Linked DNA regions of Homo sapiens: all the other regions are linked to region 2. The links are chromatin contacts, found by Hi-C or POLR2A ChIA-PET in ENCODE. All regions are on one chromosome and are shown on one strand. Each heading gives the region's core, a stretch centred on a gene start or an enhancer-like site at or near the end of the contact. The rest is flanking DNA. Distances are from core to core; before and after follow the strand shown.

Region 1 (2,874 bases), core at 241-2,740, 1.0 Mb after region 2:
AGACCAACTAGAGAATCTCAGAAGCAGCAGTGCCTACGTCTGGGGCTTCAGAGTGAGGTCTGGGGCAGAGCTGGGGTGGGGGAGTGAGGACGCTGACACTAGCCCAGCACCAAGCACTGTATTTGGATTTTCTTCCACGATCTTCTTTGACTGTCATGACCACCCTGGGTGGTTGGGGCTGTGTTCTGAGAAAACTACTGCCCCGACCCCTCCAAGGCAATTCAGGGTGCTCTGGGGCCTGCCTCAGCTGACAGCCTGCTGGTGCCCACCTCTGCAGACATCTGGCACTTAGGAATGGCAGGATGCCCCTATCTTTATCAGGAGCCCCTCCCTGGCTCAATTCTTCTGTATGTTTCTCTTCAGTACAGGAGGCTGCTGGTACAAATACTGCAGAAATGACACCAATAATGGGGCAGACACAACAGCGTGGCTTAGATTGTGCCCACCCAGGGAAGGTGCTGAATGGGACCCTGTTGATGGCCCCATCTGGATGTAAATCCTGAGCTCAAATCTCTGTTACTCCATTACTGTGATTTCTGGCTGGGTCACCAGAAATATCGCTGATGCAGACACAGATTATGTTCCTGCTGTATTTCCTGCTTCCCTGTTGAATTGGTGAATAAAACCTTGCTCTTTACATACAATGCCTGGTCCTCTCCTTTCACCCGTCTTTTAGGGGATGGGAGGAAAAGGGGGCTGGAGGGCAGAGTGTTCAGTGAGATGGGGCTGGCTCAAAAAGTCCAGAATACCCCATGCCATGGCACCAGCCTGGCACTGACTCTGGCCTCCTACCCATTCATTCAGCAAGCAAATAACGCCTGTTGCATGCCAGGCTTCGTGCCAGGCGCGGGGTTCTACTCTCATCTCTGCCACCTACTGGCGCAGGCAAGTGTCACTAGTTTCCTCGCTAGTAAAAGGGGGCTGCAGACACTACACTGCCGGGCTTTACTCAATACCCCCGCCGGACTTGGAGGGGAGCGCCGAGTTGGGATCCAGACCCTGCCGGCCGCTTCCTCTCTTCTCTGGCCGTCAGAAGGGTTGCCAGCGTTAGCAAATAAAAATACTGGACACCCAGTTAAATTCGAATTTCAGATAAACAATAATTTTATCTAATAAAATGTACCAAATATTGCATGAACATACTCGTAAGAAAGAAATTATTCACCGTTTTTCTGAAATTCGAATTTAACCGGGCGGTCCTGTATTATTTCTGGCCTTGGAGCATTCATTGCCCCTCTCTTGGGCTGCAAACACCTGGCCCTAAAACGGGCGATCATTTGGTCCTCAGGTCCTGCTTGGAGCTGACAGCGGGAAAGTCCCGATTTCAGGTCACTTTTCCCGGAGCTTTCGCGGAGAAAACCCGTAACCCACCCATGCCGGGCCGCAGCTCAGCCTGTTAACCCCGCCCCTAACGGGAGGCCCTGCCCACATCTCGCGAGAGCCGCGCGGCCCCCGAAGGCTCGCAGGCGGAAGTGAGACGCCGGAAGCGGTCGTTGCCATGGATCCTGGGGACGACTGGCTGGTGGAATCCTTGCGCTTGTAAATCGTACGGGGCTGGGACATGGGAGCTGGGCCTGGAGCTTGCCTGGCGGGCGGATGGGTGTGGGTGGAGGCACGTTGGGGATCCTGGTGCAGAGTGGGCCAGCTGTGGCCTCGGGGCTCGCCACCGTGGAGGACTCCGCCTGGGCCTAGGCCCCCATCTCTAGGAAATGGCTCCTTCCTGCGTGCGCGCGTTGTGAGATTACTAGTAAGAGCCGCGCTTGTGAAGACGCAGTGCCCAGTTAGTTTGCGCCAGCCTCTGAGTTCAGCTCAGAACACAGATGATCTCATTGATTCCTCACGTCAACCTTGGGAAATCTGGGTACCCTGGGACGTCCACACATGAGGACCGAGGCTCAGGGACATCAAGGGACTGGCCTGGTCCCAGAAACAGGGAGTAAAATGGGAAGTAAACTCAGTCCCACGTCTGCCTGACTCCAGAGTTTGGGCCACTGAACCATGCGGCTGCCATCTTGGAGTTCTTTGAGCTGTGAAGTGCTGTGCATCGTGTGATTCTGTGTCCCTTTTGTGCAGGTACCAGGATTTCTATGCATTCGACCTGTCAGGAGCCACTCGAGTCCTTGAATGGATTGATGACAAAGGTGGTATACCTTTCTAGCCCTGAAGGAGAGGGAATCTCACTCCTGAGCTGGGTTTCAGGAGCTAAGCCTAGAGGGACCCAACCCACTCTTCTGGGCACCTGAGAGTCACTTGTAGCAATTTGATGCCCCATCAGCACTAATATTCCTCTTATTAAGATCTCTGACCGGGAGCAGTGGTTCACGCCTGTAATCCCAGCACTTTGGGAGGCCGAGGCAGGCGGATCACCTGAGGTCAGGAGTTCGAGACCAGTCTGGCCAACATGGTGAAACCCCGTCTCTACTGAAAATACAAAAATTAGCCGGACGAGGTGGTGCACACCTGTGTACCAGCAGCTACTGGGGAGGCTGAGGCAGGAGAATCACTTGAACCCAGGAGGTGGAGGTTGCAGTGAGCTGAGATCACGACACTGTATTCCAGCGTGGCTAACAAAAAAAGTCTTCAGGCTGGGCACTTCAGGAGGCTGAGGCAGCGGGCAGATTGCTTGATCCCAGGAATTTGAGACTAACCTAAGCAAGGAAACCCTGTCTCTACAAAAAATACAAAAATTAGCCGAGCATGGTGGCTCACGCCTATAATCCCAGCTACTCTGAAGGCTGTGGTGGGAGGATCACTTGAGCCTGGCAGGTTGAGGCTGCAGTGAGCTGTGATCGGACCACTGCACTCCAGCCTGGCTGACACAGCGAGACCTTGTCTGAAAAAGACACAACCAGGTACTCAATTCCTCCATACAAG
Region 2 (3,083 bases), core at 354-2,853:
TGTTGTCAAAGCTTACACAGTCATGAAGAGGAACGGAAAGGAATTCAAACACTGAAAACTTGAAGAACTACTGATGAGTGGTGGGTCCTTAATGAAATATCTAAAGCAGTCAGGGACATTTCAGGTGGACACCATCCTTAGGAGGCCAGGACCATGGGGATATAACCATGCTCTCCATAAAAGGTCCTTTAGAAGCACTGTTTGGCAGAGTACTTGGCTGGCTTATCAGTATCAATGAAATAATTTCCTTTCAAACCAACTGGACTACAAAGACCTACCATTCACAAGGTAAGAGGTTTTACCTATTGTCAATACCATTGTTATGTCCTAAAAAAATTCCAGGAAAATGGGTGTCCCAAGTCAGTGATCATGACAACTACTAAATGCCTTAACATTTTGAATCAATGTCTTCTACATACATCATTTCGTCTGACTCAATAACTCTGAAGTGGGCAGGGTGAGCATTATGCTTCCCATTTTACAACGTAGAGGATAAAGATAATAAATAACAGCTAAAAATCTGAACAGTTACTACGTGCTAAGCACTGTAGTAAGCAATTTACATGTATTTTCTCACAACAACCCAATGATAATACTAGGTATTATCTCCATTTTACATCTGAAGAGATTGAAGCTTAGAGATGTTTAATAATGCATTTGAGGCCACACGCCAATAACTGCTCAAGCTGAAATTAAGATTCAGATCTGGCTGACTGTAAAGCTCAGCTCTCATACACTGCACTATGCTGCCAGGGACTGGAGAGGTTGGTTGACTTGCAAAAGGTCACACAACAGATGATCAGCACAGTCAAAATGGGAACCCAGGTCTTCTGACTTTCTGTTCAGAACCCAACCACTGTAATGAAATGGTAAATAATTGCTAGATCTATGATTCATGTGAAGTCTTTTGTTAATCAAATACATATAATGAACATCTAAGAGCCAAATTACTACACTTTTGAACTATAAAAAATAATGAGAGAGGAAGGGAGAAAAACTCCTTCACTTTACAAAACAGGAAGCTGTTCTGAGTGAAAATTGGTAATCACTAAAGTACATAAAACTTTAGTAATAATCAACAACTAAATTTGGGTTTTTTCAAATAATTTCTTTCTTTTAACTAAATTTTGCTAAAGGTTTTTCCATGCATAAAATGTTAAATGGAAAAGCATCTGATTTTTTTGCTCAGGAAAGTTAAATTATACTTCAATCGTTTAAAAAATCTTTTTATGGCAACCAGCTTATCCTCTCAAGCCTTGCAATGCTCTTCAAACCTGAATAAATAAGAAATAGCTTCCCTTTGCAACAATCCAAATTAGTTCTTCCCAGGATGGAAACAAAACAAAACAACCAACTCCACTGGCTCTTTCTGTGTTTACTAGAATTTAGTGCTTTAAAGAAGTCAGGCTCTTACCTCCCCATGCTTTGGTCCTATGAATCTCACTGTTATGTGGGGTACTTCATGAAACCGAGCCCATTTTATCGACATGATTCGACCCCCATGCCAGGAAGCGTGCTCTCACAGAAGCGGGGGCGCATGCCGTCAGGGCAGAGCTCAGCAGCTTTGAGCTGCCATTAGTGAAATCGTAAGAGGAAGCCAGAGACTGGCTGAGAAAGGGAAGGAGGGAGGGCTGAGGCTGCTTGTTTCCTTAAGACAGTCTTAACTGTTTGAATGCTGCTGCTAAAGCCAACAACCCTTGTTACAAAGGATACAGGAAATGAAACGAGACCTCACTCCCCCCAAAAACAGTGTGTGTGGACAGTGCTTAAGCAGCAATATAAGAACTCTAGCAAGGTTTGAGGCCAAGTTTTTACACGGGAAGTTAAGGAACACATCTTACCTATTTTAAAATAGACTCCTCATTTTGTAAAATGCAGTGAGTTTCATAAGAAAACTTTTCAGTGAAGTTGCCTGGTGTAAAGTGGTGACTAGTTATTTTCTGAAGTTTGACTTTTCCATGTTTAACAACTGGCAAAATGCTTTAGCTGTGTGCTGGAGAAACAGGCTAACGGTATTTAACAGGGATAGATGCAGGTAACAACTGCACTAGGACACTATCAAAGGTGATTCTTCACTTTTCCAAAAATACCCCTTTATACATGTAATTACAATAAAAAGAACACTCTGGACAACTGTGAAAACATGATATGATCAAACAACTGTCATGTTACAGATCTTTAATCAAAGAAGGAATGAGAATTACATTTAAAATTAAGTCTTTGTAAACACTACTCTAGGAGGCACTTCTGAAAGGCCTATGGGTACAGCTCTTTTTTATACAGACCACAGGACCTAGGAGCTGTAACTGAATGTCCTGTTACAAAGTCATGTAGTATACTTGCAGCTGTGCAGGAATTTAACCTGTGCACTCAAAAATACCTACTTCAAATCAAATAGATTTGTCTAAAACATTTCTAACCACCTCTTGTTTGTCTACAAAGAGGAAAGCTTAGTATTAGGTTGGTGCAAAAGTAACTGTGGTTTAGAAAAAAGAAAACCAGTGTGATAGGATGGTTTGAAGAGGGTCATTCCACACTCCCTTTGTGAACTCGAACACCATGCATATGAGTGTTTAAATACTCTGTAACACGCAAAATTACTTAGCAGGAAACAGCACTATCTCTCAAAGATACTAAGACAAAAGCAGAAACTGCCAGTCTTCCTGCTATACTTCCTGTTTAGCATCCCCTCTCATCTTCCACAAACACATTCAATATATTTATCTAATCTAATCACTTATGCCAGTCGGTGATAATTCTCAAAAGGACATAGGATCAAGGACTCAATTTCTTAAGTTTATATACAAAACCCAGTGATCCAGACAAAATATGTTACCCTCCTAGGAATGTGAACAGTTTACTGCCTACTGGCTTTTGGCTTCTTTGGACATGTTTAAGAACTGTTTATCATCACAATTATACAACTGAATGGAATATATCTAGGTTAATCACTATAACCTATTTTCATAAAGATATATATATCATGCAAAAGGAAAGCAGACATTTTCAAATAATCCTTAGACACTTCTCTAAGAGTTACAGGTGGCATTTTAATATTATATTCGGTAGATGCTTAAATTTTT
Region 3 (3,045 bases), core at 535-3,034, 1.1 Mb after region 2:
AACACACTTCGGTTTCAAGGCGTATGTAATCTTCCCTTGATGCTCTTCAACAGAGACAAGGTTCCTGTCTGTAGATCAAATAAATCACAGTATTAGGAAAAAAAATAACAGCAAATTTGGAAGTACAATCAACTTAAGGAGAAGCAAAGGAAAAGACTTAGAAATGGGACATTATTGTCTACATCTAGAGGATACATGTATCTGAAAGCTTAAGAAAGCCCTTATCTTAGGAACTTGAAGCTGAGGATAATCTCAAGTTCACTTAGTGCCAGTCACTTTAGTTTTTAAAAAAATTTAACTTAAACCCCAGCCTAGGCAACATGGTGAAACCCAGTCTCTACTAAAAATACAAAAATTAGCCAGGCATGGTGGTATGTGCCTGTAGTCCCAGCTAGTTGTGAGGCTGAGGCGGGAGGATTGCTTGAACCTGGGAGACAGTGGGGTTGCAGTGAGCTGAGAATGCACCACTGCACTCCAGCCTGGGTAACAGAGCAAGACTCAAAAAAAAAAAAAAAATTAAACTCTTCTTATTGTGTCTTTTTCCTTGTAAGACATTAACTAAAAGTTACTGGTAGTAAATGGTGACTGTTTTACAATTGGGTTTCATTATTGACAATATCAAAAAAAAGCAGCAATCTTTAAGAGTTCAAATTAGTGTAAGATAGGAAGGACTGCAAAACAATCTGATTTTTCAGTTGTAATTAAAGTGCTCCTTTTCTTATTTTAAGTAAAATAAAATTAATCAGTCACTGGCAACAATCATTATTAAGAGGTCTTTTAGGGCAAAATTTAATAGTATGAAGAGGTTTACAAAAATAGATTGACGTTATTTTGAGAAATACTGTAATTTTTTCTCAATTCAGTTTTGATAAATTGTACCTAATCATAGAAAAATTATTCCAATTCAAACTTGACATATATTAAAAAAGTAGAGATGAAATTAACTCAGCTACGTAACAGATCTGGCAAAATATAAGAATGAAAAAAATTCTACACAGGGCACTTATTTCATATCCAGAGGTAAAAACATTTTCTATTAGTAGCTTATCTTCTTCCTGTAAGCAATCACAGATTCTAAGTTGATCATGCGGTACAAAGTCACAGCAGTCAGAATCTTCTGTTTGATGCAACACACAAAGTTGTTTGTTTCCTTACTAAAATGCGAACTGGTTGTCTATTTTTCTTTATCCCATTTATTCGTATTCACAAATTAACAAATAGCGTCAACAATTATTGTAGGTGAAGTGGGGTATTGCTGGATCAAAGGCTCTATAAGACGTCTTTACTGACTGAATCTGAAGGTTTATTGAGTTCAATCCTCACACCTTTTTCACCTGTTAGATATTTTACTTTAGCTCGTGCTCTCTCATCTGCATCAAATACCAAACAGTTATTGCGTACTTTGTAGCATATGCTGGTTGTACTTCATGAGGGTTGCGATGGTCAGACCAGAAAAACAGCAGTCTATCAAATTTGGGTTCAATGTCAGCAAACTAGGCTTTACCTTCTAGAAAAATTCGAAGTATACCTCCACTTACCTTGGCATCCCGTTCTTTAACGTAATGTAATACATTTCACACGTCTTCCGTCTCCATTTGGATTATCAACATGACGTACATAACCCGTTCCATTGACCGGATAACAAGCAGCCATGGCTTTTGTCCGGCCCGGGGACGCGCGAGGCGGGGACGCGGCCGCCGCGGGGTCGGCCGCGGACTTGGCCTTTGCCTTGGCTGCGTCCCCGGAGGCGCTGTCCCGGCGCCTCGCTGCCTTCCTGGCCTCCAGGGCCCGGTCCCTGGACGGCGGCGCTGCAGCGGGCGGCGCGGGGCCGGAGTCCTGGTGAGGGCCCCCTCCGTGGCCGAGGGCGCCCTCGCTGCCCTGGCACACGAGCTTGTGCTTCTTCCAGTCCTGGCGCTGGCGCTCCTTGCAGCAGAAGGAGCTGCGGCTGCAGCGCAGCAGGTTCTCCATCTTCCCGCACAGCTCGCAGTACTGCCGGTCTCGCTCGCTCGAGCTCGGCTCGCCGGGCCCGCAGCTGTCATTGGCCATGGCGACCGCAGCTGAGCAGGAGGGGTGCGGCCGGACGGCCTCGCCCGAGGCTGGGGAGCGGAGAGAGAGATAGGGGCCGTCACTGCGCCATGCACCCGCTACCCTTGACTCAAGGAGGCTGGCACCCAGGGCCCTCGGCCGGGTCGCTTCCGAGTCCTAGGCTCCGGCGCAGCGCAGGCGGCCGCCTCAGCGCCTAATCGCCGCCGTGGGCTGAGAGAACGCGGCCTGTGCGGCGAACGGCAACCCGGGCTCGGGCGCGCGAGCCTGCGGAGCGCAAGACCGGCCCCCTCGGCTGCCGCCACCGCCTCAGCGTCCCGGGCGGCCCGGCCCAGGCTGCGGAGGAGCGCAGGGTAAGCGGGTGCCGCTCGCTCTGCGCATTCTGCACGTACACCACGGTACGGCGGCGACCCGGCCGTGCGGCGCGCGTGGGCCCACACTGCGATTTCTTATCACTCTTGCGGACGGGCTAGAGTTCGTTCTATTTTGGGGCTGTGCTTCAACTGTTCCTCTGGTTCTGCTGTGAACTTCACCATTGCCTGGAACAGACAGATTCTGTCTGTGCTTGCTTCGGATGGATGTTTAGAGAACTCAGTACTGATCCTGAGGGCTCCTTCTTTGAGAGCACATCCTGTCCCTCTTCAAGGACTGGAAGTGGTCAAAATTCTGTAGGGACTAAAACTTAAACATCCCAAACATAAAAAAGCAGAGGAAAGGTTGGGTGCAGTGGCTCACGCCTGTAATCCCAACACTTTGGGAGGCCGAGGTGGGTGGATCACAAGGTCAGGAGTTCGAGGCCAGCCTGGCCAATATGGTGAAACCCAGTCTCTACTAAAAATACAAAAATTAGCCGGGCGTGGTGGTGGGCGCCTGTAGTCCCAGCTACTAGGGAGGCTGAGGCAGGAGACTCGCTTGAACCCGGTTGGCGGAGGTTGCAATGACCCGAGATGGCACCACTGCACTCCAGCCTGGGTGACAGAGCGAGACTCCCTTTCCAAAAAA

Evidence for each region. A loop is a pair of places that touch in the nucleus more often than their neighbours do. ChIA-PET counts read pairs that join two places held with the same protein, here RNA polymerase II (POLR2A). Pooled maps may share reads with other maps.
Region 1: a loop to region 2 is called in a pooled map, with 6 times the contacts of the local background. The contact joins the promoter of WDR73 here to the enhancer-like site in region 2. A Hi-C loop is called at or near these places in 4 of 50 pooled maps. POLR2A ChIA-PET finds 5 or more read pairs at or near these places in 2 of 52 experiments (activated T-cell and naive thymus-derived CD8-positive, alpha-beta T cell).
Region 3: a loop to region 2 is called in a pooled map, with 5 times the contacts of the local background. The contact joins two enhancer-like sites. A Hi-C loop is called at or near these places in 1 of 37 single-sample maps with no recorded cell type and 6 of 50 pooled maps. POLR2A ChIA-PET finds 5 or more read pairs at or near these places in 3 of 52 experiments (activated B cell, activated naive CD4-positive, alpha-beta T cell and naive thymus-derived CD8-positive, alpha-beta T cell).

What each region holds. Positions count from the first base shown.
Region 1 is chr15:84,652,899-84,655,772 of GRCh38, reverse strand. WDR73 (WD repeat domain 73) reads left to right here and starts at 1,490. Exons shown (of 8, transcript NM_032856.5): 1 at 1,490-1,539; 2 at 2,074-2,141. The coding sequence starts at 1,499. It overlaps NMB (neuromedin B), which reads left to right. Exons shown (of 3, transcript NM_021077.4): 3 at 364-641. The coding sequence ends at 399. RefSeq lists enhancers at 1,504-1,743, 1,170-2,137.
Region 2 is chr15:85,688,436-85,691,518 of GRCh38, reverse strand. The region is part of intron 16 of AKAP13 (A-kinase anchoring protein 13); the gene reads right to left. Among named protein-coding and RNA genes, the nearest start is that of LINC02883, 69 kb to the left of the region's middle. RefSeq lists an enhancer at 1-19. Within about 2 kb of position 1,603, at least 31 of the 41 ENCODE cell types and tissues checked have a DNase peak (open chromatin) inside an H3K27ac peak, as active enhancers do.
Region 3 is chr15:84,632,875-84,635,919 of GRCh38, reverse strand. It overlaps the pseudogene SCAND2P and the pseudogene EGLN1P1. Among named protein-coding and RNA genes, the nearest start is that of WDR73, 20 kb to the left of the region's middle. RefSeq lists silencers at 1,633-1,712, 2,183-2,532. Within about 2 kb of position 1,784, at least 6 of the 41 ENCODE cell types and tissues checked have a DNase peak (open chromatin) inside an H3K27ac peak, as active enhancers do.